Linked DNA regions of Homo sapiens: region 2 is linked to region 1. Evidence: chromatin loops called from intact Hi-C (ENCODE). Cell type or tissue: Caco-2. All regions are shown on one strand. Each heading gives the region's core, and the rest is flanking DNA. Links, peaks and the distances in the headings are about the cores only. Region 1 overlaps NAALADL2 (N-acetylated alpha-linked acidic dipeptidase like 2). Region 2 has its middle 320 kb from the start of NAALADL2.

What was found. Hi-C counts contacts between places; a loop is a spot of excess contacts. Peaks named below come from ENCODE experiments on the same cell type or tissue, not always from the same donor. Only the 100,000 strongest peaks of a DNase experiment are listed, where the experiment ranks them.
Region 2: it touches region 1 in a loop (2.6-fold over the local background); 2 of 110 quality-filtered maps call a loop at or near these places.

The regions. Positions count from the first base shown.
Region 1 is chr3:174,950,611-174,961,080 of GRCh38, forward strand. The region is part of intron 1 of NAALADL2 (N-acetylated alpha-linked acidic dipeptidase like 2); the gene reads left to right. Among named protein-coding and RNA genes, the nearest start is that of NAALADL2, 97 kb to the left of the region's middle. In Caco-2, for the core only: no CTCF peak of the experiment used is centred there; a DNase peak (open chromatin) is centred at 5,171.
Region 2 is chr3:174,530,209-174,540,678 of GRCh38, forward strand. It overlaps a transcript of NAALADL2 not described here. Among named protein-coding and RNA genes, the nearest start is that of NAALADL2, 320 kb to the right of the region's middle. RefSeq lists enhancers at 7,944-8,891, 10,237-10,470. In Caco-2, for the core only: no CTCF peak of the experiment used is centred there; no DNase peak of the experiment used is centred there.

The sequences.
Region 1 (10,470 bases), core at 1,348-9,347:
GCCTTTTTTTAAAATAGTCATCCTAGAAAATTATTCCCCCAAATAGTAAGGTTGTGCACAACTTTGTTTTAATTGTCAATAATTTGAAACAATTTTAGCATGCCACTATAAAAGGCTAGTCAAACAATTCATATTTGTAATATGACATACTTAGCATCATAAAAGTAGCATTTTACAAAAATAATAAAATAGAAATATGGTCAAACTGAAAATTAAGGAGCTTACAAAATAATTTGTAATTTAATTTCATTTGAATCAAATAGCTATTAACATTTGTATGTTTATATCTATCTCTTTATTCATCTATGTATCTAGCTATTTATCTCTTTTCCTCTCTACTTGTCTCTTTAGATAAAGGATGGAAGGACAGAGAAAAAGATAAAGGACAGAAGGATGTGCTGGTGTCATTAGCAAACATGCCAATCTGTATTTTTCACATTTCTATTTCTGTAATAAAGAAAAATAATTTTACATAAAAAGAGAATAATGCTTAAAATTTCAAATTACATCATTTCCTGCAATGAAGACCTATACAACCCTATTTTAGTTAGAAAGTATTCCATACTTCATATTTGGAATAATACCTTCATGAGTCATGTTAAGTTGGGATGTAAATGTAGCAAAAATACCTTCATGAGTCATGTTAAGTTGAGACGTGAATGTAATTCTCAGGAGGCAAGAATAAATCGTTAGCTTTTTCCATTAGAACAGCAAACTAGGGACAGCCTTCTAAATGATATGGTAAGAAAGAACCTGCAAGCTCACATTATGAACAAATATGCTGACAGATACGACTCAACTAAAATGATCAAAAAAAGAGAAAATAGGCGGAGTGAATTTATTATCTCCAAAGTATAGAGAGGTTATGCTTGAAAGGGTATTTTATGCTGATCCTAATCTGTGTTCTCCTTCCCTTCTTTCTCTAAATCTTTTTAATTTTAATTGATAGTAGATGGTGAGGCAATATATGTTTAGGTAAAGTTAATATAAAGAGTTCAGGTAATAAAACAAAAGTTGTGCCTAAGTGCTTTTATATTCTTTTTACTTGTCGATAGACGCCTTCAACTTTAAATGTTGTAATCAATATAACTTTGTGTTGCATCATCCTTCCTGCAATATGTCTAGCAAAATACTTCAAAATATTTTACAAATACTTGCTGGTTAAATGTTATTTTTCTATTATTACCCCCACTCTGTTCTTACTGCCATAATTTCTCTTTCCTTAAAACCACTAGTGATGTCCTGTATTATTCAACATTGATTTATAGCCTTGGTCTGTTATTATTCCCCTATATCAAACCCTTTATTCCAAGCATACCAAGCTCTTCAGTTTTCTAAACCTAAGATAATTTTGTGTTACTCTATGCCTCTGAACATGCTTTTTCTCTTATCTCTGTTGCCTTCCCCTGTCTAATTCATTAGGCAAACTCTTATTCATTTCCAAGGCCAAAGATCAAACACTTGTTCTGTAAAATTTTATTTGCTACATACTACATCTTTGGTACAACTAAATCTCCAGACCCGTCAGATCCTAATTTGTGATACCACTATGGTAATCTGTTCATCTTTCTAACATAGTTCTTATCATATTACATTGCACTAATTTTCTCTATGACACTTAAAGTAGGTTGTCTTATATTTTAATCTTCAGCACTCAGCACTTAGTAAATATCCAATACATATTTGTCTCACAGATGAATCTCTGTTCCCCTTCGTGACTCTTTTAACATTAAGCATTCTGGCCTAATTATATAATTCTCAGACTGCAGCTCAAATCAATTGCTTATTTTCCCCACTTTAGACAGGATTTGCCTGTGATAGCAATTTTCCTATAACCTCAGAGATAATTGAATAAAGAAGAAAGCCAGGGGTGTTTGGTCCTAAATATTGAGTTCAGTAGGCACATCTATTGTGATTGCTTTTACTCTGAGCCACACACTACTAGAAAATGGACCATGACCTCAGTCTATTGAGGAAGGCAGACAGGCACAGATAATAGAGGGGAATATTGGACTGAAACATGGTAATGGGAAGACACGTAAGGAGGTTGCTGACGTGGTTGTGTTTGTAACCCATGGAAATTAATGTACTAAATTGGAGTCTATGGTGTTGCTTTTAAAAGTGATAACAGTCTGTACTAAAGATGGATTTATATCTGGGTATAAGGAAGCCTGCATGACATTAGGTTTGGATGATGAGTAGGGCAACCATATGTCACTGATTGCTGGGTACTGTCCCTGCATTTACACTTGTAGGTCAAATGAATATTTTTGATCATTTTAGTGCCCTCCTCTTTCACTCTCAGTAGTGTCCCAGTGAGGATGGTAGATTATACATCATATTAGAAATGAGCTATCTCCTTAGGGGAAATTAGTGATGGGATAATGGTAGGAGGCAATATTCTTTGAGGGCTGCTAAATATATTTTCACATTTAATCCTTACAACAACCCTGTGGGAAGTTACTATTATTATAAGAATCCCAGGTTTACAGAAGAAGAAATTGAGACACAGGAAGGTCTAGAAATGTGCCCAAGTCATATGATTAATAAGCATAAAAGGCAAGTTTAAAATGAGGTCTTGTTTCAGAACTTATAACCTCAACTGCTTTGCTACATGGGCTCCTGGTTAAAACCATTTTATTCAGGAAGCAAAAACCAGGTTACTTAGGACCCAATCTTTCTTGCCTCCCCTCCCCTCCCCTCCCCTCCCCTCCCCTCCCCTCCCCTCCCCTCCCCTCCTCTTTCCCCTTCCTTCCAGTAAATCATTATTAAATACCTACTACGTGTCAGGCATAGTCCTAGGCACTAGACTACACCAGTAAACAAAACAAAATCCCTGCTCTTATGGAGTTCAAATAAATCTCAGGAGGTGGATATTTAAGATGTGTTTTCATGGTGTCCCCTTACAGATATTTTGATGGAAGTCATTGTTGCCTCCTTTGTATAATATGAAACAATAACAATAAATTTGGCTGGGTAGGTAGAGTGGGAGGATGCAGCCATGAATATATACACAGATAGTTGATGCACGGTGTCTATTCCCTTGGGCTGTGGCTGACTAGACATTCATATAATTCAGGAAACATTTATCAAGTGCCTACTGTGTGCCACACTCTGTTGCAAGCTTTTCCCCGGAGCAGGTTACCACATGACTCCCAGAACAGCAAGAAAGGAGGTGCGTGACTACTCCATATTTCTATTGTTTCTCATGGAATTAATCACTTTTTAATTGTTTTTTTTTCTCATCTAAAACCAAACACATACAGAAACACACATGACATACACTCCGTTCTCTGTCCTCAGTGGCTAGATTTCAGGGAAGTTAAGGCACTTGAAGCTAAATAAGTAAGCCTTTTACTCTCTAATATAATGTGTTTAACAGAAAAACTTCCAGGTACATTTTAATGCCACCGTTCCTTGGAGTCTATTTAGATACGACTTTGGCATGTTCTACCTGGGGATTTGACCCCATTAGTGATGGCCCTATTTGCAATATTCCTTCTGGCACATCCACTGAAGGGGATCAAGCCCACTGCCCTAATCAGGCAACTTGAATACTGACAAAACAAATCAATAAGCTCACTGGAGAATTTTACTGAGCCTGGCATCAAATGTTTGGGGTATTTTAATTTCTAAAAAAATTCCACCCCTTTTACATTTAAACCATCTGAGAAATGTTATGCAGATGTAACTTGAATGCAACTGTTTGTAGCTCCATTAAAGGTTAAATTTGCATAAAAATTAAGTTATTAAATGAAAACTGTACTGCATTGAGGGTGCATTATACTGTGATTGACAAAACTCAATTTTGTAGACTGACAGTGAGACTTAGATACATTTAGATAATACAGGGAAATAAACCTCAGGATATCCTATGAAAAAGAATAAAATAGTTGAGGAGGTAGAGCCATTTGGATGCTAACACTTTGGCCAAAGTTAGATAAAAGAGTATATTGTATGTGTTTACAGTGAGACATATTTGCTGGTATTTTTGTTCTTTTGGTGCAATGGGATATAATTTGGTATACTCAGTAAACAATCTTCTGAATGGAATTTAAGGACCATTAAAATGCAGATCCAACAACACGATAGAGAATGTTAAATAATGTGAACATGGAGAGTAGCCTAGTCAAATGGGAATGGGAACATTCGATGACCTGAGAGGTTTGCTGTTATTCTTCTGTCAGGGGAACCTATGCTGGCTAAAAGACCTTGTAAGAGAAGTTCATAAAACATTCATACATGTAATTAAAGCTTCTCTAACTTAAGAGCTAGGGCATGCATCTTCTGGATAATTCACTTAATTTGCAGTTTTAATTGTGGTTAGTGTAGATTTCTGAAATTTCTACATCCGTTAACAACAATATATTATTTTTTAAAGTCTCCTTATAAAAATGCTTCATGAATCTAAAATGTAATTCAGAGTAAAATTCATTACCTTTAGGAAACGTAATTGAAAACATTTTCTCTTACTCCAAGAAAGATTGAAATGGCTATCCAAGTAATGAAAATGGTACAATGAAAAATTACGGCCTCCACAGGCCATCAGTTACGGCATCGTCTTCTACTTATACATAAACTTTTCTTGAAATACAACTACAAATATAATTCACGACGCATTTTCAAAGTTGGCAAGTGTACCATATCAGGAGATTCTACCAATTTCCATAGTTATTTTAAAAACAATTTCTTTCACATTCAGTGCAAAATAAAATAAGTTCAGAGAAGTTTCACAGACTGATTTTCTGGGGTTCCTCAGGGCATCTCAGTGTTTTAAAACAACAAATACCTGTTTGGATATTCTCTTCAAGTTTTTCCTTAAATTTTGGAAAGCAGTGAAAGGTTTTAGGATCTAAGAAGAATTTACTTAATGATCAGCTAATAAGGATCAGGAATTTACTTAAAGATTATCACAAATGATGATACCTCTCAAATAGAGACACTGGCAGAACAATGCTTGTCTGGTGACTCATACATATCTTTGCTAGAGGGAGTGGTATGTAGACAAAGGATTAAATAGTATTAAAGTTAACTAAAGACAAATAGAGATATCAGAGCCTGAGGCTACTGGCTTCTGCAGCAGATTGCCCCCATAGGTAATAGTTCATTTGTTTTGTACAGTGTTTTTATAACTTTAGTGAAGATTAGAATCACCTGCAGGACTTTTTAAAAGACAGATGATCAGGCTCTACCAACAGAGTGTCTGATTTATTAGGCCTCGCTGGGGTGGGGCCCCTGAATTTGGATTGCTCAGAAGTTTTCCCAGATGACACTAGTGATACTGTTTAAGAAACCACACTTTGAAAACTTGTGATTTGTTCCAGTTATTCCGGGTGTTGGTGCCAATCTTATTGGATTGGTTTAAATACTCTCTTTTGTAATTTCACTTAAGTCAATCAGTTTCTTGGAGATTATTGCCCAGTGATGATATTCACAAAATATGATATGGAAAACAAAAACACTAGGTTGTTAATTTCTAAACCCTGCTGGGATCACTTTCTTCAAACCTCTTAGCAGTTTAAAGGGAGTCACATGAAGTCAGTTGCAGAAGATCACAACTGGATAGACAGCACTCAACAGCCAGGAAATAACTAGGATAAATTTGCAGATCTCATTTTCTTTCCACGATTAGAAGTAATTTTGTCATGGTAATCTTGTAGTCTCTTATGGACTCACTAAAGTAAGCATAATAGGTGATGTTGACAATTTGGTTTTTATTTGGCAGAATGATGTCTAAAAAAGATAAAGGAATATTGTCATTGGATGAAACAAATATTTATCTATGAGAGGCAGAGTCCTGTAGACTTTCTAGGTTCTGCTTCTTTCATCGTTGGACATGGGCAATTTATTTAGCCCCTATGGGCCTCACTTTTATCTCCTATAAAATAATAAAAATAAAAGTACATATATTATATAGGGTTTAGTGAGATAAAGTTAAAAACTCCTGTAAATCACATAACAAATTGCCTGCCACATATAAGTACTCAATTAATATTAGCCATTAGGCTTTATGTATAATCCATAGATAAATGGACTAGCTGACTCTATCTCTTGGAGGATCTAAAAACACTTCTTTGGGCCTGCCAGTTCTGGAGAAGGGTGGAATGGGGAGACACAGTGAAGTTAGATCAAGATGATGGAGTGGAGGTCCTTTTGCACTGGAGATTGTAACAAGAATGTGGGATGAGAGGAGCGTCAGCAGGCATAGGTGCATAACAGAAGTAGTTTCTAATGAGGATTACAAAGGAGAAACAGAACAGTATTTTGCAGAAAGTCTCTATAACTGAAGGAAATGATGAAAGAGAACTTAAACCTTTTTTTCCTTGACACAAGCCATTCTCCTCCTTTTCAGGGATGTAGCTTTCTCTATCAGTACTCACCGCTTTTACTTTCCTTCTGTCTGTAGCTTCAGTCACTCTGCTGTGGGTCTCCCTGTTCTGTTATGGTACATACAAGCTACAAGGGATGCTTATTTTTTTTGTTCCCTGATAGAGTCAGTTTAGGCCCCAGAACTGATAACAAAAGGCGACAAGCATCTTTTCCTCATTCTAAGCATCTGGGCATACTAACAGGGCTCTAAAGCAATCCCGAGACTTCCTTGATAGCCAGGAGAGAACTGCATCTGCCTTTCCTCATTCTTTTTCTCACCTCCCTACTGCAAGAAGGGGAGACAGCACAATGAGTCAGAAGGAAGAAAGGAGAATAGGAGTAAAACAACAAATCAAGCCCCTCTTCCTCACTGCAGGCTAGTTAGCCTAGGCCAGGCCTGAACTACAGAAAGGTGACAAGCTTGTTATCATTTGTGAGATATGAGATACCTGTTTTGATTTTGATTAGATTGGATTTTGAGTAGTATTTTTGTTATTAATACTTAAAAAGAGCTGGTTATACAATTCCAAAGCAACCTAAGCTGTGGGGGTATATCCCGGATAGCTTCTAGAGGCTGAGAAGGAAGACCCAATAGAAAAAGTTTTAAACTGTGGTAGGAGAATTTTTTTTTTTTTGTAGTTGTTGATTTCATTCCAAGAAACATTCCATTGACCAGTGTAATATTTGCCTCTTTGATTTATTTTTAGGCTTGGAATAGAATCTTTAAATGAATAGCATATTAACTCTCAGAGATGACAGATTCATAGTTCATTCTACTGGCTGTTTTCAAGAGAATAAGATAGTTCAATGAATTGAATAAAGAAGCTTTGAGGCTCAGTGTGTCTAAATTAGATCAGAGGGGAAGGATGAGCTAAACAGGAAGACCAGGATTCCATTTTTGTCTAATTAATTCCTGCCTCAACTTGCAAACTCTGCATCATCCTTGGCAAACTCATTTTTCCCCATTGCCAATGTAGTTTGTTAATGTAGTTTCCTTTCTCTGGGACATCTTTTCTTTCTCTGACAGATAAAAAACACATACTCATCCTATGCATCGCCTCTTCCATGTAACCTTTCACCATAACATAGTCCATCCTCCCCTCCGGAAGGAACTGACAGCTTGCTTTCTGTTTAAGCATTGAACAATATCCAGACTTTTTTTTTTTCAGTTTCTTTATTCCTTTATTATAATTACTTATTTACAAGTCTATCTTTGCCTAATCAATTTATATATATAAATAATCAATTATATATATAATATGGCAGGGAACTTACCATATTTCTATTTGTATTCCTAAAATGTAATAGCATGCTTAGACTATATTAGATGCCCAATAGCTATTTATTGAATAAGTAAATGAAGATATTGAAAGAGTGGCTTTGTCTCCAAGTGGAAAAAAGATCAGGTAGGTGGTCCAAAGTGTCAGGAATGGGAAGCACAGATAATAAGATAACATCTGTTTCCCCAGAGAGTCCAGTGTTTGTTACATCACCACTTTTATCCATCCCCAAGGGTTTATACTCTATTACTCCAATAGTTATTGAAATTGAATTTTAAGTGGAGTGATTCAATAACTGATTACACGTGCAGTTCAAATCTCTGTTTTAGTTTTTCTTTGTGAATCTTCTACGTGAAACAAGTGCCAGCACAAGGAGAGTTATGTAGTTGAAATAGCAAAACTGCCACATTTGCATAACATTGGTTTCATTTTTTCTTCTTACATTACAAATAGGTTAATACATTTGTTGAATTTGTGATAAATTTTAATTCTTGATGAATTCTTTCTATATTTAGACTGCTTACATTCAATCAGTGCGAAGTTGGAAAAGACTGTCTTGTACAGTCATAAGAAATTTAATTATATCTGTTGTTGCTTGTAGATAATATGATTGCTTATATTAGGTTTGTTTTATGAGGCATTTATAAGCACTTAGCAGTGCAATCAATTGTTTATGTAATAACTATCATTCAAAAAGTAATTATTTCCGAAGTGTTGGCATGTTCTCTTGAAGTTTAACGCAACAGTTTTCTATTGGTGTTTTGATGCTGGAGAAGTCTAATTCAGGAAATTGTGAAATGAATTTGGTGGACATCTGCTTTGAGAGTAACTGTGACAACAGTTCCTTAAACATTGTTTTATGGTAGTGTACTTAGAGACATTAGAATGCTGCAAGTTTTAGTTTGTAAAAACCAGGCCAATTTTCAACTGCTTTTGCGGTAGCATATGTTTGTTTGGCACTCTTAGGGACTCAGCTGACATGATGTTACTGGTAAACTGTTGGATAACTATTCACGGGGCTATGTCAGAGTATAGGCAACCTGAAAATAGGAATTGTTCATACCTTAAAATCAAGTAAAAATAGACCCTAATCTTGGAGATTATTATTTTGTTGGCAAAACAGATACTTTGTGCCATTGTGCTGCCTGCTGCCCACAGGCTCTGGAAACATACAATTGGTGATTGTTCTGAGGAGTTATATCACAGAGGGGCACTAGTGCGGTGAGTTCACAAAATTTAACAAGATTGCTGAGCACAATACATAGGGGAATCAGTGAGGTCCCTGGGAAAGATTCTAAAGTATGCACAGTGAATGTGTTCATTAAATGATGATCTGGGAAAAGCAAAGAAATTGCAAAGATTAACATGTTTTTCTGGAAGTGTATCTATTGCATGGGAAATAGTAATTTCTTATCTCTAGGCAAAGTAAGGTTGCATAAGCATTGAGAATGAAGAGTCTAAATTTCGGTTATCACATGCCCAAAGTAATGCCTTTTATCCAAGTGACTTAACTGAATACAGGCTTAAGCACTCATCTTCTAGTTAGATTATGTCATTTTAATACGCAAGGCAATCACTTAGATTTGTTAGCAGTATCTTGTGCTATTTTATTTATGAGTTGACATCCATTGCTTTTGACAAGATTTGTCCTTATCTTATATGAAAGTATCGAATTCTTAAAGTTAATTGTCCCTTAAAGGTCCTGTTCACTCTAAGTGAGTTTCCTGGCCAGCTGGCAATAGACTTTAGGTCTGCAGATATGATGATGGGAGTCTTGTGGGGGCAAAGTTGGCTGCAGACCCCGTAGTTAATGCTTTGGAGTAGCAGAAGCTGTTTTAACAAGGTCTATTAGAAATGGCATGAACTGGCCTTACTATCAGGCAATAAGTGGTAAAGTCTAGATTCTACATTAACCTTATTGTTGACTTTAATAAGGTGCTAAACTATTCCAGTCATCATCATCCTCATCTATAAAATTAGGTGCTTAGAAGATTGTTGAAGTTCTTTTTAGCTCTATTATTGGGTATGTCAGAATTAGTATAGAAAATATCATAGTTGATAAACAACTCTGTCCTTTTTCTGGAAACACTTTCTAGAATATAGTTTCCAGTTTTCCTGGTATTAAGTGTGATCATATGACTGAGTTCTGGCGATGGAATGTCAATCACCATTTGGAGAAAAAGCTGCTCTTTAATCAAGAACATTCATCTTGGACTTACTATGAATAAGAAGCAATTGAGATTTGAGTGTTTATCTAGAATTATTACCCTACTAATAATCTGGGACTATCTAATTATAAGAAAATGTGCCAATAGAATGTGTTCTCTGCTTTACCCCTTCATCTAGATATCGATAGCTTTTTTGGGATAATATAATAGCCTGTGTATAGGCAGAAGTTTGGAAACAAAATCTTTGATGGTATTGAGAAATAAAACACTATTTTATTCCAAAAGCTACTTTTTCTAAAATACTTAATGGATTTTCTGAAAACCAGTGCAGGGTATTATAAGTACTTCCAACTAATCTAGATAGAAGGACTTGCCTTTTAAAAGAATAAAATCAAATGCTCTAGGTTACCATGTGTTTCAGTTTCATAAGTATGCATTTTAGTATACAAACACAAAAAAATTTGCTGTGTGTCACTGTGCCTGCATATAGTTCCAGCTACTTAAGAGGCTGAAGCAGGAGGGTTGCTTGAGCCCAGGAGGTTGAAACTGCATTCAGCTATGATCATGCCATTCCACTCCAGAGTGGGCTACAGAACAAGACCTTGTTTCTAAAAATATATATATATATTAAATATATCATATGTATTATATCA
Region 2 (10,470 bases), core at 1,276-9,275, 420 kb before region 1:
CACAAATCTCTAGGATAGAGGCAAAATGCACCAGTCTCTTTGCTAAAACATACGAAGAGTCACCTTTGCTCCAGTTCCCAACAAGTTCCTCTTCTCCATCTGAGAACACCTTAGCCTGGATTTCATTGTCTATATCATTATCAGCATTTTGGTCAAAGCCATTCAAGTCTCTAGGGAGCTCCCAACTTTCCCAAATTTTCCTATCTTCTTCTGAACCCTGCAAACTGTTCCAACCGCTTCCACATTTTCGGATATCTTTTCAGCAGCACCCCACTCTGCTAGTACGAATTTACTGTGTTAGTCCGTTTTCATGCTGCTGATAAAGACATACTCGAGACTGGGCAATTTACAAAAGAAAGAGGTTTATTGGACTTACAGTTCCACCTGGCTGGGGAGGCCTCACAATCACAGCAGAAGGTGAAAGGCATGTCTCATATGGCAGCAGATAAGAGAAGAGAGCTTGTGTAGGGAAACTCCCAATTTTAAAACCATCAGATCTCATGAGACTTATTCACCCACTGAATGGGTGAATACTTACCCCCCACCGGGTCCCTCCCACAACACGTGGGAATTCAAGTTGAGATATGGGTGGGGACACAGCCAAACTATATCACTGGGTGACAAAGGAGACTCCATCTCAAAACAAAACGAAAAACCTACACACACAGAAAGTAGGAAGTGTGACTTAAAATATTGAAAGGAACAATAATTCATCTCTTGTATGATCAGTTTATTTTGTGAAACTATGAACAAATTTGTTGAAGCAATTTATTGAGGTAAAGCACACTGACCTACAGTTCATATGACTTCTGAAGAAGACAAATACAGTCTTAAAGCATTAGGACAAATATACAAGCTATAATGAACATCATCTAGTTAGCCCAAATTTAGTGTAATTAAAAAGCCTAGTTATTGATACTGACATTTTCATTTATTTGGCCCCGTGTTTCTATGCATGGTGTATGTTTCTATTTCTTTTATTTTTAATCAACTTTTATCACATTTTCTTTCACATTTGCTCATTTTTAGTCCTTTTAGTCATTATTTCCATGGCTCTGCATTTTTTTTTTTATTCTTTTGGTTCTGTCTTAGCTTGGAGTCAAAAATTGAGATCAGCACTCAAGTAGAGCACTCATCGGTGCAAGAGTGATAGTGGGATTACCTTTTAACTCATGTAATCTTGTGAAGAGGCACTGTGCATCATCATTATCATCAGCAAATAAAATCCACGTAAAGGCCATCTCTCCAAAGTCTGCTTTCTCTTTTTAAAACTAAATTTGAATAAACATTGTGGGTAGAATTTATCAGGAGCAAAGTTCACTGAGAGTCAATCTTTTGTGAGGATTTTCGAACTTTCTATCATTCATTTACAGGTAAGTGTAGTTTACCTGCTCTGGGGAAATGATGTTTATTATTTAAAAATCAGAAATGAAAGAAGAAACCCCAAAGTAAGATGATTTATTTGCTTTTTGGTAAACTCGATTCTGTTTTGTAACATTTGAAACATGGATTTTATGAGTGAGTCTATTAAAATGTATACTCCCTCTAGTGTGTGTTAATCATTATTTCTCTGCTGGGCCTACGGATTACCTGTCTGCATTGTAATGCAACATTCCTTAATATTTACAATAGAAATACCAGTGGTTCATAAGACATCTCATATTTCTGTGAACAAAATGAGATTTACAAGAAATAAGGACTTGTCTGTAGAAATACATTTCAAAATATTAAAGTCCTCATAAAAATTCCTAGATTTATTTAAATCAGTATTGATTTAGACTAATGAAATAAAATATCTGACCCCAGTGATTGTACTTTGATGCTCCAAAAGGTAGATGAAATCATTGCAAGTACAGTTTTAGTATAAATATAAACAGAGCAAAAAATAGGTACTTCATTTATAATTGTGTTCAATGCATCAGACATTTATTAAGTCTCTACTTTGTGAAGGTCCTTTTCAGTTTCTGGGGGAAGGAGAAGGGGAAGGGATGTAGAGATGAAGTCAGATCCCTGTCCTTGGGTGAGGAGGACTGAGACAGACATGAGCACCTGTAACTATTTTTTTAGAGTGTGAAGATCCATTACTATAACATAAAAGCAGTAAGTGATCCCGAAATAAGGAGATGATGCCAAACCAAACTCAGGCCATGAGATTTCTAGCTCTGCCAAGTTCTTATCACTATTGAGAGGTCAGTCTTATAAATATTTGAGTAGAGAAGGAAAGGGGGAGGGTATGGAAATTGCCTAAATTTAGGAGTAAGAGGGACAAAGGCCCTTTTAGGAGGAACTGTCCTACTGGAGTCAAATTTAATCATTGAATCCTATATGGAACTCAGAGTACTGTTCAAAGAGTACTGTTCTTGGGTGCTTATAGAATAGTGAGGGAGAAAAAAATATAACTGGTTTCCCAAGCTACACTGAAGGAAAATTCGGTTGAGCCCCTGTTTCACTACCTGATCTATTCTGGATGGAATGTGCTCTAAGAATTTCCACGTTTCTTTTTTTCAGCATCCTTTTCTTTACTGAACGTTCTTAGCTTCAGCCTTTCTACTCACTTCTCAACTTCACCAAACTGTATCCCCTGTTGACTTTTGCAGGAAATCTATCACATTAAGTTATATATTTATTGAGGATTTGGAGGGTCATGGCTGTGGGATATGATGAGGTTTCTCTTTAAATAACCTGATCAATCTTTTATTCTTTAATTCATAGTACCCCCCTCCTTTTCTCCTTTTCTCCTTTTTGCCTTTGTTAGATGCCAGGCATGCCACAGTACCAGGTATAATCAGTACCAGCTCACATTCCTTTCCTTATTTGGAAAGAGGACTAACTTTCTAGCTCATTACAGACACCCCTTACCCTTTCCTCTCCACTTTCTTTTACGTGCCCACCTTATCTAAAAAAAGCAAATGTTTAGCCAACCGGGATTAGTTTAGGTTGTATGACCCAACCCCAGCCAATGGGGAAGGGGTACAGGGGCAGGACTTGCGTCAGGAATAAAGGCTCTCGTGCCCCCTTGTTCAGGTGTGCTCTCATGGCGACTGGCCAAGGAGGCACCCCTCTGCATAGAAGTAAAATTGTTTGCTAAGAATCCTTTGTTCGAGTGTTCAATTTCCTTGGGAATTTTGAGCATTATTCCTAACATAGGAAAAGAGATCATACCATTGAGCCCTCTTATCAGCCTCAACTCCTGTTTTCTCTTCTCTGTTAATCTCTATTGGCTCTCAAAAGCTACAGCTCCTAATACATGTTGCTCTCTGACTCACCTAACAAATCCCATCCAGCAAGGGTAGTCTAGTCTTCTTCTCCACAAAAATGCTGGTGAATATTTCTGAAATTATTCTTATTGTTAAATAAACAATACAGGAACCACAGAGGAGGTGGAGAGAGGAAGAAGCAACACAAAGGAAATTAGTTGGAAAAAAAAAAAAAAACCCACAGATTTAAAGTGTCTAATTGGAGCATAGCGATTACAGTGTATGTCACTTAAAGCTCCATAATAGATCTTACAGCAAAATTCTGATTAATCTCATTCCAACTGTGTAGTTGACAATAAAGCATCATTCCAAAGTATCCTCATTATTTCCTGGTCCAGGAAAGTATTGCTTAAAGAAAAGAGAGGACATTTCAGAAACAAAACTGTAGTCTTGACATTTGAGAATAAGACATACAACTGGCAAGAAATGCAAGCTATCTATAGAATCAATTAAAAACAAGATTATTAGGAAGTCATGCAATTGTTGTGGTTGGATATTAAAAAACTCATTTTTCTCTACTTTATAAACATGACAATAATTTTTTAAAAAGCAAATGCACATATTTATATATGTGGGAGGTAGAAAATATATTTTAATATTGCACATTATGTGTATATAAAAATTGGAACAAATTAGTACTTACAAAAAAGTATTTAAAGGGCAGAATCTACTATTACATTTCTTATGTCTGTGTACATACTACACAATATTTCTTAGTAAAATGTGCTATGAAACCATTTAAATAAAACTAGGACATTGTTTAATATCTAAGGAAAAGTAACACATTTTTACCAGATGGTTTAATTCATAAATATTTCACAATATAAACAAAAAAAATGTTTAACCTAAAGTTAGTCTTGGGATCTAGTCCATTTTTTCATTTGTTTGGAATGCTATTTAAATTCAAAATGCTTTGATGTTACCTGAATTTATTTTACATAATTCCAGATATTGGGCAAATTATTTGAGCAGCTGAATGACATTATCACAGATTCTGTTTCTATCATTCTTCTCTGCCATCCTCACGATGTTGGCTTTGGCCTTAGACTAACTTCCTCCCTGCTCCCAAGATGTCCAGAGCAGTCCTAGCCATCACATCTGTATACAACAACAGGAAACAAAGGATTTTTTCAGAAGGGTGGAAAACTTAGAAGCCCCAAGAACACCTTTCCTACCATCTGACTGGCTAGCTATGGCTAACATATATACCCCTAAATCAATCCCTGGCAAAAGTAATGGCGCCATTATGTTTGAGTCTAATCAGGATCGTCTTAAACCTGTGCATACAGTCACCCTCTCCAGAGTTGCTTGGAAAGAAAAAAGACATGGAAGGTGAATCGGTCTTGTAAAGAAGAGAAAAAAAGTGATTTGTTTGGGAAGCCGACAGTGTTTTTTGGAGAAAAATTGTATCAGACTTTAGGCCAGTGGTTCTCAATCTTAGCTGCACATTAGAATCATCTGAGGAATGTTAAAAAATATATTGATTTAACTGGTCTGGAGTTACACTATAGCTATTGGCAATAAACACATCCTTCTGGTAATTTTAATATGTAAGTTTGAGAGCTACTGCTCTAGGTAAATTAAAAATAGAATAAAGAGACAAAAACCTTCATCAATCTGCACACATTTAGCTTCTCAAGCAGTTTTGTTTATGAGCTCTACTGAACATTACCTGAAAATTAACCATTGACTAGCAGGGCAGAATTTCCAACACAAGATCTTAGACCACAGTTAATTTGCCAGACTGAAATGGTGCTCACTGCCATATTCATGGTACTTATTACAACAATGTATGACAGTAGGGTACTTAAAGTACCCAGATGACTTTTATGGTCAACCTGAGTTCTAGTTTTATGTAAATATAGGAATACAGTATTAGTCCCATTTTTGTGAGAAAAACTGATTTGCAAAGTGGCTCTTAGTGGAAGAGACAGAACCAAAGCTAATAGTATTATCCTAACAGACAGGGTTCCCTCATTCTACTGTTGTTAGTAATTTTGTTATTGTATTTGAGAAATATCATTTGTTTTGGCTAAAGCAAAGCTTTATAATAGCTACTATTTATTGACAATTTGCTATGAACCGGGAGCCGTACTAGGTGATTTATTCCTGCCCCAACTTTTATTTTATCCTCATGACACTCTTATAAAGTAAATATTACTTTACAGATAAGGAAATTGGAACCCAGAGAGTTCATTATTCCTCCAGTGTCTCTTATTAGTTCATTTCTCTGGGATCTGTATATGCCCATAATGCTGTGGGTTACATTGCCATATATAATTTGTTGAGTTTATCAGTTCAACAAATACCTATTGGTTGACTTATAGCTGATAGGTGCTGGGCTAGGCTCTGGATTGGATTGCATTTTCCCTCTACATTATAATTTACTTTTTTTTTCTTTCTTTAAGAAGTAGGTTTACAGCAGTTGATTTGCAGTTGCACCAAACACTTAACATCTGATCAAAGAACGATTGAATGAAAAAATGAATTCAATATTTAGATTGTGATAGTTTGTAGTTGCTCATATTACAAAGACTAATGAAATTTTACCTTGCCAACAATTTGCTATTCCTTAGGAACATCAAATATAAAAATAAAAACATTTTTAAAATGCAGCTTAAAGTATACTCCCAGATAGTTTCAAGCAAATACTGAGTTTCTAGTATGTATGTCTTGAGTTGTTCTGACACTCCATATTACTGTTTTTAATAAAAACAGCATTCTTATTGAGAACAGATAATTGGTCTGAACAGCTGACATTTATTTAGATACTTGATTTAGAATGTTTTCTACTGATTGAAAGATAAGGGGAAAATAAACTGGGCCATGGCTATTCAGGACTGGCTAGTTTAGTTTTTCATAGAGATAACATTTTCCAAATTACTGAGATACGATATTGAAAATGAAGGGCAACCTTCTTGTTGGGTGAAAGTGTTAGAATAGCCCTAATGCAGAATCTCATTAAAGCAACTGTCAAGATTCCTCTATTTTGCCATCACCTCCCCTATTCTGTAAGAAGCAACTGTCGTTTTGAGTGAGTGTACTGCCAAAGAGGCATTTACAAATAAATGAAAAAAGTCACAATTGATTTCACTCCTTTTAGAATACTGTGTGTCAGCTTTGTCACAAACTGTCTTTGCTACTCTCTGTTTTAGATCTCCCAGCTGGACGTTCAAAATAGCTTTTGATGTCTTAGGGCGTCTTTTATTCAACCCTAGGTAAGCCCTCTATTGGTGACCTTTTATAAATATTTGTAAAGCTGTTTGAAGTGTTAGAGAAAATGAAAACCCTTTCTCTCTGTAACTGCTGTTTTTGTAAAATAGCATCCAGATGTCAATTGTTTACATACATATTTTGTCACCTGGGGGAATTGTTTCCATTACAAAACATTGTAAAATTTTATAATAATATTTCACATTCTCTTCCCCAATACAATGGTTTGTTATTATGCTTAATTTAACAATAATGCAAATAACAATATTACTTGTAAATAAGACATGGCAAAGTTCTTCCTGTATTTTGAAAGAACTGAACAAGTGTCTAAATTTATCTTGAATAAATAAGTCATATGATTTATATGTAATATCAATGATACACATTCATTGTTGCCATCACTATAAACCAGTCCACCAACACTACTGCCATCATACTAATGTTATTGAAGACTTACACTGAGCCATATGCTTTGCTAAGCAATTCTATGTATTGTAGAAATGTATCACAAGGGTGTTTGAATCCTAAATTAATATGGATTTGGAAAAAAGACAACTAATTAGAAATTGCTAGCAATTGTTTTTTATTATGGATATTAAATTAAAGGGAAGCAAATCTTCATATAATTATACTGTAAGAGATTTTAATCAGTATAATTAATTATAGATCATGCTATCATTTGTGATTATTTAGCTTGCTACCGTTGACTTGAAAGATCATGGAATGGACCAATTAACAATATTCTATTTCTCTTTGAAATAGCGTTTTAAGCAGTTCATTCATTCAACAAATATTTATTGAGCACTATTAAGTGCCAGGTAGTTTACATTGAAGACATGATTGCGAAGAATATGTACCTACTCTTGAGGAGTTTAAAGTCTAGTGAGAGTCAGGAAAACATACAAGTACAACATAGTGTGATAAGTGGAACAATAGCGACAGCATGGAATACAGTACGAGAAATGATGTGGGCACCTAAGCCAGGCTAGGTATGGCTACTCAGGGAGTGATATGGCAGTAGAATGTGGAAGAATAATTAAATTTTGCAGAAAGGGACAGATTGTGAATGTCCTCATAAGCCATATTTAAGAATTCAGATATAATCATGTACAGTGGCAGTTAAACTGGAAAGATTCATATAATATTGTACAAAGTCAGGCTGGTGATATTCTCACAGAGCCATCTGACCATGTTTAATAACTAGGAAAGCAGCCTATTCTTCCTCTTTCACAGCTATATAAATGGAATATATTTCCTAGAATATAAGAGCTTTGTGAGCAAGAACCTGGTCTAATTTCCTTGATTCCCCAGGATCTATTGCAGTACTTTACACAGAGGCTCTTAGTATTTATAGTGTGGAATGATACAGTTAAATGTAGACATCTAGAAAATTGATAGGTTGCCCCAGCAGAGGCTCCCTCAGAGGTTGACTATTTATAACTATATACTCTTTTTATCACTGATCAGTTGTCACAAATGGCAAAATTCCTTTCCACATCTCCTTTTTACTTTTAGATTCACAATGAGAGTCTTGTAAACCAAAAATAAAATTCTAAGTCCCCAGCCAATTGAATGGGCCCCTCCTGTTGGCCCACGGCATTCCTAAGTTAACCGTAAAAATTAGTTCCAGCCAGGATGGGAAGTGGAGGTTGGACCTGCCTCATTATATTATCCAGGTTTTGGAATTTAGGCACAGCTGGCCAGCATTTAACATTCAAGCAGAGAACTCGAGACTGACAATGCAGACTCTTTGTAGCAATAAGATACCAACATGACAGCTGGTCCTAAAAGAAATTGAAGTATTTTACCCAAAATAAATTTACTTGACATATTTTGAAATGACTCTGCAAAGCTGTCCCTAATGGGACAGAAGGGGAAAGGAAAAAAGACCTTCCCTTTCTAGGTGTCTTTCCTGAACGAGGAGAGAATTAACTAAGATTCTGGCATTTTTTTAAGTTGGATAAGAAGCATTTACAATCTATTCTCTCTGAAGCCTGCTACCTGGAGGCTTCATCTGCATAATAAAAACCTTGGTCTCTATAACCCCTTATCTTAATCCAGACCTTCCCTTCTATTGATTCCAGGTCTTTGGATAAACTCTTTCAACCAATTACCAATCAGGAAATCTTTGAATCCATCTTTGACATGGAAGGGCCCATTTTGAGTTGTCCTGCCTTTATGGACTGCACCAATGTACATCTTAGATACATTGATTGATGCCTTATGTCTCCCTAAAATGTATGAAACCAAGCTGGAGCCTGACTACGTTGGGCTCATGACCTTTTGAGGTTGTGTCACAGCCATGTCCTTAACCTTGGCAAAACAAACTTCTAAATTTATTGAGATCTGTCTTAGATACCTTTTTGTTTGCAGTCTTCATCAAAGAAAATCAACATAAAATGCAATTTTTCAAATAAACAATCTAATAATATGTGTCAGTAAAATCTATGTAAACAAACTAAAGAATTGAATAAAACTAAGACTAAGTAAAGACAATAATTTTCAGCAAAAGCAATAACCAGTATGTCCAATATTTATTTAACTCTAGAAAATATATACTCAAATACATTACAAAAGCTTTCTTTTACACACACAGAGATGAAATGATAGCTATCATTAAATTAATCATATATTAGAAGATAATGTACCAAGGAGATAAATTTGATTTGTTTTATAATAAATTGTTCAATGAGGAGCCTTTAAAAATTATGGTACTATAATTCACAAATCACAAAATTATTTATTTTAATAGTATATATCATTTTATAGTGTGGACACTTTTGGTTTAGTTTAACCCAGTGTGGATTCTGTCTTTCTTGCCTTTGTTAAGTTCTTCATTCTAGAGACTTACTTATGACCTGCCTTTCTGGCGTTATTTCTTTAAAATGTGCTATCTTATGGTCACCTTACTGACAGATTTGTCCTTGAAAGCAGTAGAACATTTCTGCGAATTTATTTTTGTTGTGGCCACATCAAATTCTGAAAGGACCGTCAATACTCATCCAAGGCACAGAATAGTATATCAGCTCTCATTTTTTTAAATTGGTCTAAGGATCACAAACTAATAGTTTCAATAAATCCAATAATTTTGGTAGGTCACTTAAAGCATTGTTTTCCAAAATGAAAATTTCTTTAAAAATTAAAAACCTAGCTATATAGAATATTCAAGCAATAAAGAAAACATGAACAAAGATGCCAAGAGACATAGAGCATCTGTCAACCTCAGAGTTACTGATGATTGCCCTGTTGTCCACAGGGTAATTGTAACATTTTGCCAAGAGAGAATTAGGAAGTTCTGGAAAAAAAAAAAAAAAAAAAAAAAAAAAAAAGCTGCCTGATGTTTTGAAACAATGGGCATTTATCTATCTTGCTATCAGTTAAAATACAGGGTAAGAATGGTCAAATATTAAAAAGACTAATGGAGGAGTACAAAAGTGGCAGAAGCAAGTAATAGAACTGGGAAGTGTTGAACCAAAAGTTCACAAAATAGAATTTATTCTAGTAAGAGGGGGAAAAAAAGCAGATGAGGCCAGGTCTGCCAGTAGGATGTGTAAACATCTGTGAGCTAGGCGTCAGTGAAGGGCTGGCTTCTGGCTAGCTTCTTGCTGGGCCAGGTGGTGGTAACTGTATGCAGCAGAGACTCCCTTGTTTTGGGGTCATTTCCTGTGCTTATTCTCTCTGTTGGTTTCCTTCTTTTGCTTCCACCTCCTCATTCTGACAGCACCTGTTCTATAATATTACTTTGGCAGGCAGCCTTAATGTACATTTTAACAAATTCTCTGTGCCAAGTTTTCTCTTTAAGTTACTAAAGGTAATTGTTAAAAAACTTTCAAAGCAAGTGGGATAAAACAAAACTGTGCTATGAAGGCTATAACAGTCAACTATACTACTAGCCGGAAGACTTCTTACGAATTTTACACACTACATTAGAAGCTGGCTTGTTGACAAGAAGAACTTTAATAGTTTTTTATTGTCTCTACAATGGGGCATAAATTTACCT